Linked DNA regions of Homo sapiens: region 2 is linked to region 1. Evidence: chromatin loops called from intact Hi-C (ENCODE). Cell type or tissue: PC-3. All regions are shown on one strand. Each heading gives the region's core, and the rest is flanking DNA. Links, peaks and the distances in the headings are about the cores only.

Region 1 (9,910 bases), core at 1,110-9,109:
AATGTAAGACATGTCATATGCAAGGTTTCTGCGAGACAGAGAGCTTTGTTTACGCAAGCAATAGCAAATATGGGTCTGTGACTCAGTTTAAGCTGGAGACACAGATATTTCAGAGGAGAGGCAAGCCAAGAAGACTAGAGGTGATCAGCCCTACCCTGCATCCTATTTATAAAGCAGCAGTGTCACTCCAAGATAGACCATTGTCTCCGCCTTCAGTCCAGAGGAGTGGCTCAGAGATTTTACCCAAAGAGAAAGGCAGGCCCATAAGAAGAAAGACCTCTGAAACTCTTTCCAAAGGAACTGACTTTATTTAAAATAGATAAAGTAGGGAAGTTCAAATCTGAAAGTGCTTTGGAAATGGAGATTTTGATGGTAGGCAATTAAAAGGAGGCTGGTAGCTTTATGAGGGCATTCAGCTAAGCCATGGCCAGTTAGTTTAGAGAAAGAGACAGCTAAGAAGTCTTTTTGGAGTCAGAGGCTCAAAGGCTGGCCCCAAAAATTTATCCTGCAAAGGGTCCTGGATTTAACTGGATCAGACTATGGAGCAATTTATACCCCAGGGCATTGTAAAAAAACAATTAAGAAATCAGTCAGAAATTAGTGAGGCCTAACAGATGGGTGTGATACTAACAGAAGCCAACAGCTTAACAGATCAGGGACAAGAACAGTAAAAGAGAGCACTGTTAAAACCACTGTCATCCCAGGTTAACTGGGCACATGTTCAAGACTGTGCCTCTGGGGGGCAGCATGAAAGGCTTTCCACTGCAGAAGAAACAGACTTCACTAAGATCGTCCAGCCAAGGCACTAAACAAAATAATTAAACAATAGTATCAAGACCCTGGGGTGTGGGCAGTATCAAAAGGTGCTGCAGTATCTTATTTTAATGTAGAGTTTTCAACAAAAAAACTATGATATGTGAAGAAACAGAAAGTGTGTCCATAGTACACAGGAAAAAAAGCAAGCAACAGAAATGTCCTTAGAGAGAACTCAGGACCAGCCTTAACAGACAAATACCTCAAAGCAGTCATTATGAGTATGTCCCAAAACCTAAAGGAAGCCATGCTGAAAAAACAAGGTTTACTGACAATGTCTCGTCAAAGTGAGAATATCATCAATGAGAAGACAAACTATAAAAAGAACCAAGTAGAAATTCTGGAGATAGAAAGTACAATAATTGAAATAAAAAATTCCCTGGAGATAATCAAGAGTAGATTGGAACTCGCAAAAGAAAGGATCAGTGAATTTCTGGTGATAGATCTATAGAGAGTATACAATTTGAAAAGCAGAGGAAAAAAATAAAAAAGAATGAAGAAATGTGAACAAAGCTTCAGGGAAATGTGGGACACCATTAAGCACACCAAAAATACGCAATAAAGGAAATACCAGAGGAAGAGGAGGAAAAGAACAGTAAAAGATATTCAGAGAAACAGCAGAAAACTTCCAAACTTGATGAAACACTATTAATTTATACCTCCAAGAAGTTTAACAAAGTTTAAGTAGTAAAAATGCAAAGATATCCAAATGTAGACATATCACAGTAAAAACATTAAAGACAAAAAGACAACTGTCAACAGCTGACTTTTTATCATAACAATTAAGGATAAAAAGCCTTAAGACTCTGGAAAAAGTGCTAACTTGACCTAATGCAATCAGAAAGAAGCAAATAATAATGATCAGAGAAGGTACTAATAAAATAGAAAATAGAAAAGTAAGAGAAAAATCAACAAAATCAAAAGGTGGTTCTCTGGCAGATAAAGTTGGCAAACCTTTAGCTAGACTGACCCCACCTCTATAAAAAAGAGAAGACTCAAATTATTTATACTAACATCAACAATGAAAGAGGGAGCATTATTACTGACTTTACAGAAATAAAGAGGATAATGAAGTAATACTCTGAACATGAAGTGAACAAGTTTACCAACAAATCAGACATATGAAATGGACAAGTTTCTAGAAAGATAGAAATTACCAACAGTGACTCTAGAGTAATTAGAAAATTGGATTTTCCAATTAATGAGTAATTATTTTCTAATTACTAATTTATAGTAGGTAAAGGGATTCACTTAGGGATAGAGAAACTATCCACAAAGAAAGGCCCAGGCCCAGATGGCTTTACTGGTAAATTCTACCAAACATTTAAATAACAATACCAATTTTTCACAAACTTTTCCAAAATAATAAGAGGAAAGAACACTTCTCCAGTCACTCTATGAGGTCACAATTACACTGATACCAAAATCATACAAAGATATCAAAAGAAAAGAAAACTACAGACAATATTCTATGTAAATATAAAAGCAAAAATCTTCAACAAAATACTAGCAAACCAAATCCAACAATATATAAAAAAGATTATATACCACGACCCAGTGGGATTAATCCAAGGAATTTGAGGATATGTAAATCAATCATTGTAATACACCATATCAACAGAATAAAGGACAAAAACCATATGAGCATCTCAATATACACAGAAAAGAACAAGTTTCATAATAAAAACACTAAAAAACTAGGAGTAGAAGGGAACTTCCTCAGCATAATAAAGGGCCTCTACAAAAAACTCATAGATAATATCATATTTAATGGTGAAATACTTGTTACGTTCCGCGTAAGATCAGACTAGGACAAGGAAATCTGATCTTGCCACTTCTATTCAACATTTGTACCAGAGGTTCCAGCCAGAATCAGACAAGAAAAGAAAAGAAAAAGCATCCATGTTGGAATGAGAGAAGTAAAACCATCTCTATTTGTAGATGGCAACACTCACGCATTTCATGTATATTATAAAATATACATTATGAAAAAATATATTTAATATATAATACATGTAAAATCCTAAATTATCCATTGAAGACTATTAGAATTAACAAGTTCTGCAAGATTGCAAGATACAACATCAATACACAAAACTCAACTGCATTACTGTACACTGGAAATAAATGTTTCAAAAATAAAACTGAAACAACTCTATTACAATAGCACTAAAAAGAATAAAATAGAAATAAATTTGACAAAAGAAGTACGAAACTATACTCTGAAATGTATAAAACATTGTTGAAATAAATGTTTAAAAATATAAATGAAAAGATATTCCATGAAAGAAAGAAATAGAAAAAGAACAAATTGAACAATGATTTAAGACTGAAGGATATCCTTTCCTAAGTGTCTTCAACAGATGGGAGTGAGGTACAGAAATAGGTTCCTTGTTTTGAGTTATAATGAAGGGCAGCCTGATGACATGTCAACACCTGGAATACCAAACACCAGACTTAGGAAAACTTAACAATGACACATGTGGATGTACCATGGATGAGTACACACCAGAAATCCTAGATCCTCAGAGATTTGTGGATTACACTTTCTTGGGCCACTTTGAACTATGAGCTGAATTTCTAGGATCTGGTTTGATAATCATCACAAATCTAATCCCAAATGGATGAGGAACAAAATAGTGGGGGCAACAAGTCCACTTCAAACTTGTACAAAGTGGTTAAGTAATTTTAGGGATTTGCTTTGTTGTCATCGTAACACTCAAGAAAGTGGCCTGAACCATCCAGAACCAGCACGTAAAAGGAAAGGCATACTGCAGTCTCCAGGCACAGGTAATTCAAAGTATAGTCGATCTAGACTTCTATGTTTTATCATGACAAATTTCTGGCAATAAAGTGTTTTTAAAAGGGGGTGTTTTTTCTAGTTCACAGTGATGTCTCTGAGCTAGTGGAAGAGGTGGAGCCATATTTCAATATTCCTGGTAACGTGATAGTTAAAATAATTAACACAAAATCTCCAAACAGTTTTAACTGAATGATTAGGAGAGTTTGTTTCATAATTCTAGTTAAGTAACAGAAAAAAATTATTAGCCATTTGTATCATGCAATGTACCAAATTCTTTATATATGCCAGAACATACTTAGTGAAATAACTCCCAATTTAGAACCCCTCATGCCTCAACCAATTTATCCCTTTCTGACACCCACCTGAAACTAGGAAAAGGAAAAGCAAAAGCAAAAGGAAGCCCAACCCCTCTGTCCTGAGGAGGACTGTGAGACATCAGAGGGAGGCAGGAGAGAGGCATGGCAGAGCCCAGAGTTGGACCAGTGTGTCAGACACATTACTGGGAATGCAGAGGGCAGAGCACATTTGCTTCCTTTGGGGACTCCAGAAAGAGATGACCATTCAAACCCAAACCATTCTGAAGGTTGACACCATCAAAGTGATTCTTGCATGGCCCCACAGGGACCTGGAAGTTACTGAAGAGTCTGGCTAGGGCTTATGCAAAATCTCATATATTTTCTTGTTCATACATAACAGCCAATGGAAGCAAAAATCTCCAACATCTCACCAGTCACGGGATAATTAATGAATATAGCACTTTCCACTGGGATTTCCCAAAGTACCTTCCTCACTCCTCCAACTCCTTCTCCATTATCTGCTCAGCTGTTCTTTGATCTTGTCTAGTTCAGCTCTAGGTTTTTATCCTCAAGTGCTCTGTGCCTGAAAAAATGGACCTTGGTATTCCCTAGCACCAACCAAGCCCTCAAACTGTCTTTTTATCAAACGACTCTTCAGACACCACCTCCTTCACAAATTATTTATATTTTTACAAGAGAGAGCTCAAGTTCCTCTGGCTTCACTCAAATGCAGGGAAATAAACTATACTTATTTATAGCTTTGTAGAGTCATAAACAATAGAAAATACATAACTGTGAAATAAGAAATGAATACTTATGAATGTCAGTAATTATTCTAAAAAGAGAAGTATTATATAAGTAGTACTTAAAAAGTGTGCAGGGTTACATTCCTTTATATATTTCACTATGATCTCTACAATCTTACTATAATCTACAAATCTATAATGTAATAACTGATTAAGATACAGATTTAGTTTTAGCAAGATTTGTCATTAATTTCCTTCAAACGAGTAGGATTTTCCTTTTTAAAAAACTAGATAAAGCTTCCCATTCATTTACAAGTCATTCTACATATTATTTTTAAAGTTTATTTGGGTTATTTCTTAGTTTACCACATAGTAACCAAGCCAAGATTCGAAGCTATTATAAACATTCTTGGCTCAATTTTGCCCCCTGCAGGGAGTATGTACTTCTTACATTGGGATTTAAAAGTATGAGAGATGGAGAAAACCTTAACATAAAGTTGACTATTCCAAATCCAGCGTTGCCTCATCAGAGAGAGGCAAAATCTATTCTGGTAACAGAATTTTAAGACATTATAAATCTTTCAAAATAATCTAGTAGTAAATTATACCCAGAGTGGCTTCATTTTAGGCACTATTCAATGTGAAAATTGAATTATTGGATAAAATATTAGAGATATTTTAATAAATGATTTCTTAAGCCTAGCTAATTATAAAAATGCCCTGGGGTACTTTGTAAGGGCCTCATGCTATACCAATGTTTCACAAACTTCACCTTATAGCACAATTACTTCGCGGGCTTTAAAAAATGCTAATGTTTGGCCATGGGTCCTATGGCTCCAGAGATTCTTATGTAATTGATAGGGGATGAAGCCTGAGTGCCGAGATTTTTAAAAACTCCCTGGTGATGATAATAAGCAACAATGGTTGCAAATCACTGTATTCAGAGTACTGAATTTGAATCTCCAAGGAACAGATGTGGGAATCAATACTGTTGACAAAAATACTCTGGTGATTCTTATGACCAAGCAAGATGAGTAAACACTGATCTAGCCCAATGTCCTCATTTTTCAAACAAGAAATTACTTGTAAATTGACACGCTCAAGAACACAGTAATCTGTTAAATTCTAACTAAACTCTCTACTGTGACATTCAGAACTTAATTCTTTTTTTTTTTAAGATGAAAACCATCTTGTTCAAGATTTGGAATGTACTTTGTGTGCTATTTCTAAATCAGATGAAGACATTCACAAACATAAGGCTTTGCCCATATGCAAAAAGTTTGCATGCATTAAACCACGACATTAAGTATGGTCATGGGAAACACAGTCTTTAATTCGCAGAAGATGAGGCACCCACAGAATTAACGTTTCTTGATTGAGTAATATGCACTTAATAAAGTGCAACAATATTAGTCTTAAATGTCAGCTGCAGTATCACAAACTATATCATCTTCGATTGGAAGCCCCTCCTCCTGGCTTTCTGTGTGACTTTAGATAGATTTCAGGTCAAAAACTTTTTAAATGTGATAAAAAAAATTCCTGGAAAATACAGTAGAGTAAAACCATATCACAGAGTCTCCCTTTCCCACAGCTAATATCAACAACAACAACAACAACAACAACAACAACAAAGGTCAAATGAAACTAACAACACTTTTACTGTCAGCAGCTAAAGAAGAAATATGCCCAAATTCCTGACATGTTTGAAAAACAACAGACAAGGAATGAAACGGAAGAGTGTCATAACCCCTCTTCCCTCAAATGATATAGGGAATGAAAATGATGAGACTCTGACAATTCTTTTTTTTTTTTTTTTTTTTTTTTTTTTTTCAGACAGGGTCTCGCTCTTCCACCCAGGCCGGACTGCTGTGGCGCGATCTCGGCCCACTGCAAGCTCCGCCTCCCGGGTTCACGCCATTCTCCCGCCTCAGCCTCTCTCGAGTAGCTGGGACTACAGGCGCCTGCCACCGCACCCGGCTAATTTTTTGTATTTTTAGTAAAGACGGAGTTTCACCATGTTAGCCAGGATGGTCTCGATCTCCTGACCTCGTGATCCGCCTGCCTCGGCCTCCTAAAGTGCTGGGATTACAGGCGTGAGCCATCGCGCCCGGCCGAAATCTGACTATTCCTTCTGAAGAGCTGAGTTCGTCTTTAGCTTATGGATAAATTAGTTAAAAATTATAGGACTAAAATCCCTACCTACCCACATAACATCGCATTCGAAGAAAAAACAAAAACAAAAACAAAAATAAAAAAACAGAAAGGCCCAGTCATTGTGATCTCTACCAGATGGGAGAAAACTGGACAGTGAAGACAGAATTATATCATCACACAGGGTTAGTTATCCTCAGCATTAAGCACAAAGAACATAAGAACAAAGGATTCTCAGGGAGCAGCAGGCTGGGGTGAAGCCCCTTACAATCACAATAAGGAAGACAGACTAATGCTGAGGAATGATGAGACAAATACAGAAAACTAACACCAAGCAAGATTTTCTGATAGCAATGGTGCATCAGGTCCTGTAGCTGAAATGGGAGCAATCATTCAAATTTCAGGGATATCCTCTTTGAAAAAGAATACTTCCATGACAAGAGGGAGTGATCCTGACACAAAATATGTGAAGAATAACCTGAGAAAGTACAGAGCTCAGATCCTTTCATCACTGCTGCCCAAATCCCAGCTGTGCTCTTCCTTTCCTCATAGGGGCTCAGAACATAATGCACTTGAAATACCTGGCTCTCAAACAGGAGCTAGGGAAGGAAAACAATCCCTAGGTAATTCTGAAAGGGAGAAAAGAAAAATTCATCTATACCAAATTAATGCAAAAGCCCATTTCAAGGAAGCAGAAGACAGAAAGAAATGGGTCGGGAACTATGTACCATACTATAATTTTTTCCTAATACACAAAGCAGATTAAGAAAAGAATACTGCATTGTAGGAAAAAATAATGAGAAAACAAAAGAAAATTATGCATGATTTCTTTGTATTACAAAGCTATTTGTTAATAAATATATAAGGAAATGAATTCAGTAACAAAAGGGCTAAATAAAGTCTAAATGATCAAACAAAACAGTGAAATAAAAGAGAAACTTCTAAATAAACTAAAAACAAAGTAAGATATCTTATATGATTATAAAACCATTACACTAATTGGCAAAAACAACAGAACAGACACTGCTAAAAAGAATTACTGATAAAGATCAAAAGAAGTAAAGAGTGGATAAAAGATCAAAAGTCTAAAAAAAGAAATCAATATACTTGAAGTAGAGAACCTAAAAATGGAGAAAAATGACTCGAAGACACAACAGAACATTTCTCCAAAATTAAGGAAGAAGACTATCATTCCAAATCAAATGATCACATGCTTTTCACTAAAACTAGTACAGAAAAAAATATATACATGATTATAAAGTAAAAACCCTTTGGGTATCCAGGAAAAAACAGCAAGTGACTTAGGAGAAGAAAGATCAGGCTAGAGTCAGACTTCTTCATAGCACACACAATGCCAGAAAACAATTGGATCCTATCTACAGAAATATGGAAGGAAAAAGGTACAAACAGCTCAAAGAAACAATAGAACGTTTCTCCAAAATTAAGGAAGAAGTCTATCATTCCAATCAAATGATCACATGCTTTTCACTAAAACTTATACAGAACAAAAAAAAAAAAATAATTATAAAGTAAAAACTCTTTGAGCATCCAGGAAAAAACAGCAAGTGACTTAGGAGAAGAAAAATCAGGCTAGAGTCAGACTTCTCCACAACACATTCAATGTCAGAAGATAATTGGATCATATATACAGAAATATGAAGGGAAAAAGGTACAAACACCCAAGTTAAACTTATCCAAGTTGGAATTTAAGTATAAAGCAACAAATCAACATTATACACAATAAGAAGGCACTCAAGCAGAGCCTAGAAAAATCACTTGACAAAAATTGAATCAATCTATAGGTGAGGTGAAAAAAAGCAACAATAAAAGATATCATACTTACTCCCCTTATGGTGGAGAGATAAAAGAGATTGTATAATGTTGGTAAATCAAGAAATTGTGGCCTAAGTATTTTAATCAGATTTTAAAATTTTACAAAACAAATGAGATTAGGAAGTGGTTTATATAATGTTGAAAGTAAATCTAAAATAATAATTTTTAAAAAATTTTGCACTAATTTTTGTAAGAAGAAAAGCTTTCAAGGAACAAAAATAAGCAGGCAGAAAATTCCTCTTCTTTATGTGCTATGACACTTTCTTTGTTCAACATAAATTTAGCTTTTAACTCTTTGAGAAGAAGTGATAGGACAATAAATTATAAAAACATACCCTGACTATTTTTCTAGTTACATTTCCTGACTTCCCAGCTGATGTGGTTTGGCCATTCCCCACCCAAATCTCACCTTGAATTGTAATAACAAGGGTGGGGCCAGGTGGAGATAACTGAATCACAGGGACAGTTTCCCCCATACTGTTCTCATGGTAGTGAATAAATCTCAGGAGATCTGATGGTTTTACAAAGGGGAGTTCTCCTGCACAAGCTCTCTTGCCTGCTGTCTGTAAGACATGACTTTGATCCTCATTCACCTTCTGCCATGATTATGAGGCCTCCCAGACATGTGGAAATGTGAGTCAACTAAACCTTTTTCCTTTATAAATCACCCAGTCTCAGGTATGTCTTTATTAGTGGCATGAGAACAGACTACTAATACAGTAAATTGTTATCAGATAGTGGGGTGGTGCTGTAAAGACACCTGAAAATGTGGAAGAGACTATGGAACTGGGTAACAGGCAGAGGCTGGAACAGTTTGGAGGGCTCAGAAGACAGGAAGATGTGGGAAAGTTTGGAACTTCCTGGAGACTTGTTGAATGGATTTGATCAAAAAGTCCAGGCTGAGGTGGTCTCAGATGGAGATGAGGAACTTGTTGGGAACTGGAGTAAATGCCACTCTTGATATGCACAGATACTGGCAGCATTTTGCCCCTGTCCTAGAGGTCTGTGGAACTTCGAGCTTGAGAGAGATGATTTAGGATATCTGGTGGAAGAACTTTCTAAGTGGCAAAGCATTCAAGAGGAAGCAGGTCATAAAAGTTTGAAAAAAATTGCAGCCTGACAATGTGATAGAAAAGAAAACACCATTTTCTGGGGAGAAATTCAAGCCAGCTGTAGAAATTTGCCCAAGTAATGAGGAACCAAATGTTAATCCCCAAGACAATGGGAAAAATGTCTCCAGGGCATGTCAGAGACCTTCATGGCAGCCC
Region 2 (9,910 bases), core at 727-8,726, 750 kb before region 1:
TAAAATCTGAGTCAACAATTTCTTTCCAATACCTTTTTCTTTTATTCTATCAGTAATGCTATAGAAATGGACAAGTAGTTAAATCTTTCACAGGGTGAAAGGTTGACTTTTAGGAATGTGTTTATTTCTAAAAAAAATAGTATCCTGGAACCTTGCTAAGGCAGATAAGTTGATATAGAATACAGGTGCATCTTGGACTAGGTCCAGGGGAATTCAGGGACTCTAGTTCTGGAAAGGTCACCTGATAAAACATTCAATTCACAATTTAACAGAGATCATTTAGATAGGAGGTCTCTATACTTAGATTTCATAAACCAGTAAGAATTTTCACACCCAAAATAATTAGGGTTAGTTCTCATAGGACTGCCAACTTTTCAATTTTTTTCAAGACACTAAAACACAATAATTTCCATGTACCACCATCATTTGTTAAAGAAATATCCTCTTAACACCAAAGAAAGCAGAATGATTATAATCTCAGAATAAATGACAGTCTTCAAAGTGGAATCAATTTGGCTTCATGAAAAATTCACAATGTTCTCTTTAAAAGTTTGCCTTGTCCTTTTGTTGCTGGTTGGCACAAATGTTATCACAAACCAACACTGATCTATGGGGTGGCATTTGGGAACCACTAATATAATTAAACCCCTTTGGGCTGAGGTTTTTTTGTTTCCTCCTCCCTATCCACTCTCCACCCTTCCCAACTCATCTTTTCAGGGAACGCTGATCTCGCTGGACATTTATTTGGGTTCTCTTGCCCTCTGGCTTGATGAGTTCAGCCCAAGAGAGACACAGACAGGAGAAGAGGGGATGAGAAGAGAGAAGGTCAGGCTATTTACTCCGCTGGTTCATTTCCCCTCCCCGCTTCCCTCCAACCACCAAGACTGCCTAGACATAGTTGGCCGTGGCTGTGTTCCTCTCCTCAAGCTTTCTTTCTAGACTTGTCAGTTTTGCTCTTCCCCTACCTCTTCAGGTCAAGATAAGGCAAAGGGCACCCGTACTTCCAGGAAATGCTTCACCAACCTTTGTTGGTTCCTTTAATCTTACCCACACCTTCTAAATCATCCCTTCGTTTAACTCTCCTCGGTTTCTGCATTGGAGTAGCCATCTATTTCCTGCTGTCTTGATCAATACATTCTTCATTTAAAGATGAAAATGTTGAGACGCAGACAAATGAAGTAGCTGGTCCAAAGTCACATGGTCACTTAGAATCAAGTCAGATATAGACCATGCCTTCCAGATTACAAGAAGAGTGCTCCTTAGGTTGTGCTCATCCAGGCCACCATCCTCCCAGGGCCACCACCTGCTCAGCCATATAGATGGGCATTTCAACAACTAGTTGTAGTTTGTTCACATTTCTAATTTAAACATCTTCTTAGGTGACTATTGAGGCAAACCCAAACACAGAGGAATACTGTTTTCACTGGAGTGGATTAGAGCCAGGAAAATTGAGTTTTTAAATATTTGCCTAAGTAGAAATGGGCAATTTAGTATAAGAAACTATTGCAGGGCCAGGCGCGGTGGCTCACGCCTGTAATCCCTGCACTTTGGGAAGCCGAGGCGGGTGGATCACGAGGTCGGGAGATCGAGACCATCCTGGCTTAACACGGTGAAACCCCGTCTCTGCTAAAAAAATACAAAAAAATTAGCCAGGCATGGTGGCGGGCGCCTGTAGTCCCAGCTACTCGGGAGGCTGAGGCAGGAGAATGGCATGAACCCAGGAGGCAGAGCTTGCAGTGAGCCGAGGTTGCGCCACTGCACTCCAGCCTGGGCTACAGAGCGAGACTCCGTCTCAAAAAAAAAAAAAAAAGGAAAAAAAAAAAGAAACTATTGAAAACGCTAAACACAAAAGAACATGAGAATGATGAAATTACCACTGTGATGTGAATTCTGATCATGAAAGGGGAGCGGGGAGAGATGAAATAAATGTGCCCAGGGTGAGGGGCTGAGGCATGGGTGGTAGGTTGGGGAGAAGATGATCAGCTGGGGAAAGACTTGAATCTGCATGAGAAAATGAGTAGGTTGAAGAAGGGTAAGGAAGAATAGGGTGATAGGTGCCTGTCAAGCAGAAGGAGAGAGGAATGGACAGCAGTAATGAATAGATATCAAACAGGATATTTGTAAAATGTGTTTATCTGGCAGGAAGTTACTGTACCACTGAGCAGGGGCTGCTGCTGGAACCCTGACATATTAGAAGCCTCAGATTTTAGAGAAACTGAATTCTCCAAAACTGACCTATGTCAAAATGCTCTTCCACAATGGTGAAATTTGCCATAACCACACTTTTATTTAAAAATCTTGCTCTTAAATAAATGCACATGCACATATTTAATACATTAACTGTTCTTAATTACAAACTTGATTGAATTTCCCACTGCTGTTTGGTCACTTGCTGTTACAAAAGTGTCCCCATGGGTATTTTCTTTTACTTGGGTTTTAAAATAAGCTAGAGAGTCTTAATACCAAATTATTCTCTTTAAAGGAATTGGGATAATGGAATTATTAACATTTATTGAGCACTTCTTCTGTCAAAGCATTTACCTGCTTTACCTCATTCAATTCTTAAAACAACCGTTCCATCACTCAACCTCGTGACCACATTCTTGCCCTCATCTGCACATCTGGCCCCTGACCATGGCAAGCAGAGCTTCTCTGTGGCTCTGATCCCTGTCAATGTCCCAGGTCAGATGCATGAAAAGTATTGCTCAAAGAAGTCACTGTTATAGCCTCTCAGCATGAAGGACTGCCTGCTCTGGTACAGCCACCTTCCTTGACTGCCGAGCCTTTAATCAATCAACAATTATTTATCAGGCTCCTACTTACTGTTCAGCAAAGTCCCATCTGTCTTCTGCAGACAGGAATCTTTCTAGATACCGCACATGAAGTTGGATCAGTCAGAAACCTTGAGCCAATCCTTAAGGGTCAAAGAGTTTGTACAGCTGTCATTTTAGGACAGAGAAATAAAGGCTTAACAGCAAGGTAGAGGATAATGAGAAGGTACTGGAATAGATTAAGAAATCAAGAAATATAAAATTAGAAAATAATATGCAAATTTTCTTTTAAATTATCCAATGAGAAACCTTTGCAACCAAAATGAAGTCTACTCTTACAATGTCATATAAGATTTGTTCAGTTAGTAAACTATCAACCTCAACATCCATGCATAATAATAGTCAGGTGTCTTTACTGTAATCAAAGAGTTTATTGAATTTTTAGTGTTATTTAGTATCATTTTAGATTGATCATCTTGGCTACATTAGGTATCTGTATTTAGATAATAACTTTATATTTAGGTAGACAATTTTAAGACAAAAAGTAGAAATTAACAAAGAGAATTTTTATTAAATTGTTGGAATTTACCATTTGGAAATCCATACACAGGTTCAATTCCCAAACACCTATATATTGCCTATATTTTCATCATTTTGATGTCATATAACAGACTGTTGATTAGTATTATTCACTTGCAACTACTTTAACCACTGAAAGTATTCATTTTCATTATTAATACAAATTGCATGTGTCCACACGTACCTGGAAGTAAAATAAAATTAATTATGGAAGTCCTATCTTTCTGCCCTTCTGCCATTGCACCTTGCAAAACTGGGACAACAACTGAACACATCTAACTTTTTTAGTCTTTGAAACCACATATCCACCTCCCAGACCTCTATCTTTATGTGTTTACTTATTTTTGAAATTGTTCTTGACTTCATTTTTGTTTGCCTTTTTTCTGTTAATGGGGTTACCTCCTATTTAAAAAGTGCTTGCTTTTGTATAAGCTCTTTCCCGTAAGGGAGTGGGAGAAGCTGAAAGGCAGGTCAGAGAGCAGGGTGTGCTCACTGCAGCTGGAGTGAAGGTGTAAAAGACTGACTTTGCATTCTCCACAGTTTGCTCAGGTCTTTCTCTGTCCTAAAACAGATGACAATTTCCTAAATTTGTCTGTATGAAAAGTCCTATGTTATTTAATAACAGTCCTCGTTTATGCCTGTTTCATTTGGCTTTGACTTATATTGCTTTTGTCTTATGGAAATGTTTGTTCTTCTTAGCCAGGGAAATTTTGGGTGTTTGGAGAAGGCCTGGAGATATGGATTAGACAATCTTGCTGAGTCTACTCATACAAATTTTAAAAACTTCTTCTTGAGATCAAACATTCAACAAGAAAATTTTCCCTGGAAATAGCAGTCTAGATCAGAGATTCTCAATCTTTTAAAAATAGTTTGGCCTCATGACAATTCCCCATTTCTGCATATAATGTCTTACAACATGTATTCATCTCTAAGTGTAAATACACAAGAATTTTGTTTAAAGCCTTTTTTTTTTTTTTGAGAATTTTTGAACCCATTTTTGAAATTACTGGAACCATCAGGGATCCGAGGACAATTGGTTCACTTCCTAGTATCACCATTCCAGCCTAAGATATTCCTCCCCTAATGGCAAACTTTTGAGGGTGAGTATGCACCTGTAGTGGCAGAACTTGACTGTGGAGCCAGGCTGTTGGTGACGTAGCAATATTTTTTTGCCCCTCCTCCCATAGAATTCTGTTTATATCAGAGGCCAGTGGCAGAGACTCAAGGTTCAATGTATAGTATGAACAATTACAAAAACTGAATGAATGCTGTATTTTTATGCCTGGTTTCATTTACCACCAGATGGCTCTATTGTATCATCAGGAAATGCACACATGTAAAATCAGTGGTCTCATAAGCCATAGGGAAAAAAATAAAGCAGAAGTTAGACCTTTAAGGTATGTAGGAATGCAGTTCATTCTTTTTTTTTTTTATTTCTTGTTTCTTTTTTATTTATTTATTTTTTTATTGTTATACTTTAAGTTTTAGGGTACATGTGCACATTGTGCAGGTTAGTTACATACGTATACATGTGCCATGCTGGTGTGCTGCACCCACTAACTCGTCATCTAGCATTAGGTATATCTCCCAATGCTATCCCTCCCCCCTCTCCCCACCCCGCAACAGTCCCCAGAGTGTGATGTTCCCCTTCCTGTGTCCATGTGATCTCATTGTTCAATTCCCACCTATGAGTGAGAATATGCGGTGTTTGGTTTTTTGTCCTTGTGATAGTTTACTGAGAATGATGGTTTCCAATTTCATCCATGTCCCTACAAAGGACATGAACTCATCATTTTTTATGGCTGCATAGTATTCCATGGTGTATATGTGCCACATTTTCTTAATCCAGTCTGTCATTGTTGGGCATTTGGGTTGGTTCCAAGTCTTTGCTATTGTGAATAATGCCGCAATAAACATACGTGTGCATGTGTCTTTATAGCAGCATGATTTATAGTCCTTTGGGTATATACCCAGTAATGGGATGGCTGGGTCAAATGGTATTTCCAGTTCTAGATCCCTGGGGAATCACCACACTGACTTCCACAATGGTTGAACTAGTTTACAGTCCCACCAACAGTGTAAAAGTGTTCCTATTTCTCCACATCCTCTCCAGCACCTGTTGTTTCCTGACTTTTTAATGATTGCCATTCTAACTGGTGTGAGATGGTATCTCATTGTGGTTTTGATTTGCATTTCTCTGATGGCCAGTGATGGTGAGCATTTTTTCATGTGTTTTTTGGCTGCATAAATGTCTTCTTTTGAGAAGTGTCTGTTCATGTCCTTTGCCCACTTTTTGATGGAGTTGTTTGTTTTTTTCTTGTAAATTTGTTTGAGTTCATTGTAGATTCTGGATATTAGCCCTTTGTCAGATGAGTAGGTTGCAAAAATTTTCTCCCATTCTGTAGGTTGCCTGTTCACTCTGATGGTAGTTTCTTTTGCTGTGCAGAAGCTCTTTAGTTTAATTAGATCCCATTTGTCAATTTTGTCTTTTGTTGCCATTGCTTTTGGTGTTTTAGACATGAAGTCCTTGCCCATGCCTATGTCCTGAATGGTAATGCCTAGGTTTTCTTCTAGGGTTTTTATGGTTTTAGGTCTAACGTTTAAGTCTTTAATCCATCTTGAATTGATTTTTGTATAAGGTGTAAGGAAGGGATCCAGTTTCAGCTTTCTACATATGGCTAGCCAGTTTTCCCAGCACCATTTATTAAATAGGGAATCCTTTCCCCATTGCTTGTTTTTCTCAGGTTTGTCAAAGATCAGATAGTTGTAGATATGCGGCGTTATTTCTGAGGGCTCTGTTCTGTTCCATTGATCTATATCTCTGTTTTGGTACCAGTACCATGCTGTTTTGGTTACTGTAGCCTTGTAGTATAGTTTGAAGTCAGGTAGTGTGATGCCTCCAGCTTTGTTCTTTTGGCTTAGGATTGACTTGGCGATTTGGGCTCTTTTTTGGTTCCATATGAACTTTAAAGTAGTTTTTTCCAATTCTGTGAAGAAAGGCATTGGTAGGTTGATGGGGATGGCATTGAATCTGTAAATTACCTTGGGCAGTATGGCCATTTTCACAATATTGATTCTTCCTACCCATGAGCATGGAATGTTCTTCCATTTGTTTGTATCCTCTTTTATTTCCTTGAGCAGTGGTTTGTAGTTCTCCTTGAAGAGGTCCTTCACATCCCTTGTAAGTTGGATTCCTAGGTATTTTATTCTCTTTGAAGCAATTGTGAATGGGAGTTCACTCATGATTTGGCTCTCTGTTTGTCTGTTGTTGGTGTATAGGAATGCCTGTGATTTTTGCACATTGATTTTGTATCCTGAGACTTTGCTGAAGTTGCTTATCAGCTTAAGGAGATTTTGGGCTGAGACAATGGGGTTCTCTAGATATACAATCATGTCATCTGCAAACAGGGACAATTTGACTTACTTCCTCTTTTCCTAATTGAATATCCTTTATTTCCTTCTCCTGCCTAATTGCCCTGGCCAGAACTTCCAACACTATGTTGAATAGGAGTGGTGAGAGAGGGCATCCCTGTCTTGTCCCAGTTTTCAAAGGGAATGCTTCCAGTTTTTGCCCATTCAGTAGGATATTGGCTGTGGGTTTGTCATAGATAGCTCTTATTATTTTGAAATATGTCCCATCAAGACCTAATTTATTGAGAGTTTTTAGCATGAAAGGTTGTTGAATTTTGTCAAAGGCCTTTTCTGCATCTATTGAGATAATCATGTGGTTTTTGTCTTTGGCTCTTTTTATATGCTGGATTACATTTATTGATTTGCGTATATTGAACCAGCCTTGCATCCCAGGGATGAAGCCCACTTGATCATGGTGGATAAGCTTTTTGATGTGCTGCTGGATTCGTTTTGCCAGTATTTTATTGAGGATTTTTGCATCAATGTTCATCAAGGATATTGTTCTAAAATTCTCTTTTTTGGTTGTGTCTCTGCCCGGCTTTGGTATCAGAATGATGCTGGCCTCATAAAATGAGTTAGGGAGGATTCCCTCTTTTTCTATTGATTGGAATAGTTTCAGAAGGAATGGTACCAGTTCCTCCTTTTACCTATGGTAGAATTTGGCTGTGAATCCATCTGGTCCTGGACTCTTTTTGGTTGGTAAGCTATTGATTATTGCCACAATTTGAGATCCTGTTATTGGTCTATTCAGAGATTCAACTTCTTCCTGGTTTAGTCTTGGGAGAGTGTATATGTCAAGGAATTTATCCATTTCTTCTAGATTTTCTAGTTTATTTGCGTAGAGGTGTTTATAGTATTCTCTGATGGTAGTTTGTATTTCTGTGGGATCGGTGGTGATATCCCCTTTATCATTTTTTATTGTGTCTATTTGATTCTTCTCTCTTTTTTTCTTTATTAGTCTTGCTAGCGGTCTATCAATTTTGTTGATCCTTTCAAAAAACCAGCTCCTGGATTCATTAATTTTTTGAAGAGTTTTTTGTGTCTCTATTTCCTTCACTTCTGCTCGGATTTTAGTTATTTCTTGCCTTCTGCTAGCTTTTGAATGTGTTTGCTCTTGCTTTTCTAGTTCTTTTAATTGTGATGTTAGGGTGTCAATTTTGCATCTTTCCTGCTTTCTCTTGTGGGCATTTAGTGCTATAAATTTCCCTCTACACACTGCTTTGAATGCATCCCAGAGATTCTGGTATGTTGTGTCTTTGTTCACAGTGGTTTCAAAGAACATCTTTATTTCTGCCTTCATTTCATTATGTACCCAGTAGTCATTCAGGAGCAGGTTGTTCAGTTTCCATGTAGTTGAGGGGTTTTGAGTGAGATTCTTAATCCTGAGTTCTAGTTTGATTGCACTGTGGTCTGAGAGATAGTTTGTTATAATTTCTGTTCTTTTACATTTGCTGAGGAGTGCTTTACTTCCAAGTATGTGGTCAATTTTGGAATAGGTGTGGTGTGGTGCTGAAAAAAATGTATATTCTGTTGATTTGGGGTGGAGAGTTCTGTAGATGTCTATTAGGTCCGCTTGGTGCAGAGCTGAGTTCAATTCCTGGGTATCCTTGTTGACTTTCTGTCTCGTTGATCTGTCTAATGTTGACAGTGGGGTGTTAAAGTCTCCCATTATTAATGTGTGGGAGTCTAAGTCTCTTTGTAGGTCACTCAGGACTTGCTTTATGAATCTGGGTGCTCCTGTATTGGGTGCATATATATTTAGGGTAGTTAGCTCTTCTTGTTGAATTCATCCCTTTACCATTATGTAATGGCCTTCTTTGTCTCTTTTGATCTTTGTTGGTTTAAAGTCTGTTTTATCAGAGACTAAGATTGCAACCCCTGCCTTTTTTTGTTTTCCATTTGCTTGGTAGATCTTCCTCCATCCTTTTATTTTGAGCCTATGTGTGTCTCTGCACGTGAGATGGGTTTCCTGAATACAGCACACTGATGGGTCTTGACTCTTTATCCAATTTGCCAGTCTGTGTCTTTTAATTGGAGCATTTAGTCCATTTACATTTAAAGTTAATATTGTTATGTGTGAATTTGATCCTGTCATTATGATGTTAGCTGGTTATTTTGCTCGTTAGTTGATGCAGTTTCTTCCTAGTCTCGATGGTCTTTACATCTTGGCATGATTTTGCAGCAGCTGGTACCAGTTGTTCCTTTCCATGTTTAGCACTTCCTTCAAGAGCTCTTTTAGGGCAGGCCTGGTGGTGACAAAATCTCTCAGCATTTGCTTGTCTGTAAAGTATTTTATTTCTCCTTCACTCATGAAGCTTAGTTTGGCTGGATATGAAATTCTGGGTTGAAAATTCTTTTCTTTAAGAATGTTGAATATTGGCCCCCACTCTCTTCTGGCTTGTAGGGTTTCTGCCGAGAGATCCGCTATTAGTCTGATGGGCTTCCCTTTGAGGGTAACGTGACCTTTCTCTCTGGCTGCCCTTAACATTTTTTCCTTCATTTCAACTTTGGTGAATCTGACAATTATGTGTCTTGGAGTTGCTCTTCTCGAGGAGTATCTTTGTGGCGTTCTCTATATTTCCTGAATCTGAACGTTGGCCTGCCTTGCTAGACTGGGGAAATTCTCCTGGATAATATCCTGCAGAGTGTTTTCCAACTTGGTTCCATTCTCCCCATCACTTTCAGGTACACCAATCAGACGTAGATTTGGTCTTTTCACATAGTCCCATATTTCTTGGAGGCTTTACTCATTTCTTTGTATTCTTTTTTCTCTAAACTTTCCTTCTCGCTTCATTTCATTCATTTCTTCTTCCATTGCTGATACCCTTTCTTCCAGTTGATCGCATCGGCTCCTGAGGCTTCTGCATTCTTCACGTAGTTCTCGAGCCTTGGTTTTCAGCTCCATCAGCTCCTTTAAGCACTTCTCTGTATTGGTTATTCTAGTTATACATTCTTCTAAATTTTTTTCAAAGTTTTCAACTTCTTTGCCTTTGGTTTGAACGTCCTCCCGTAGCTCAGAGTAATTTGATCGTCTGAAGCCTTCTTCCCTCAGCTCATCAAAGTCATTCTCCATCCAGCTTTGTTCCGTTGCTGGTGAGGAGCTGCATTCCTTTGGAGGAGGAGAGGCACTCTGATTTTTAGTTTCCAGT

The links. Hi-C counts contacts between places; a loop is a spot of excess contacts. Peaks named below come from ENCODE experiments on the same cell type or tissue, not always from the same donor. Only the 100,000 strongest peaks of a DNase experiment are listed, where the experiment ranks them.
Region 2: it touches region 1 in a loop (27-fold over the local background); 7 of 110 quality-filtered maps call a loop at or near these places.

Annotation. Positions count from the first base shown.
Region 1 is chr5:128,493,973-128,503,882 of GRCh38, forward strand. The region is part of intron 5 of FBN2 (fibrillin 2); the gene reads right to left. Among named protein-coding and RNA genes, the nearest start is that of FBN2, 39 kb to the right of the region's middle. In PC-3, for the core only: a CTCF peak has its summit at 5,084 (motif pointing left); a DNase peak (open chromatin) is centred at 5,079.
Region 2 is chr5:127,742,300-127,752,209 of GRCh38, forward strand. All of the region lies in intron 2 of CCDC192 (coiled-coil domain containing 192), which reads left to right. Among named protein-coding and RNA genes, the nearest start is that of CCDC192, 44 kb to the left of the region's middle. RefSeq lists an enhancer at 9,906-9,910. In PC-3, for the core only: a CTCF peak has its summit at 4,629 (motif pointing right); a DNase peak (open chromatin) is centred at 4,622; H3K27me3 peaks cover 1,344 bases.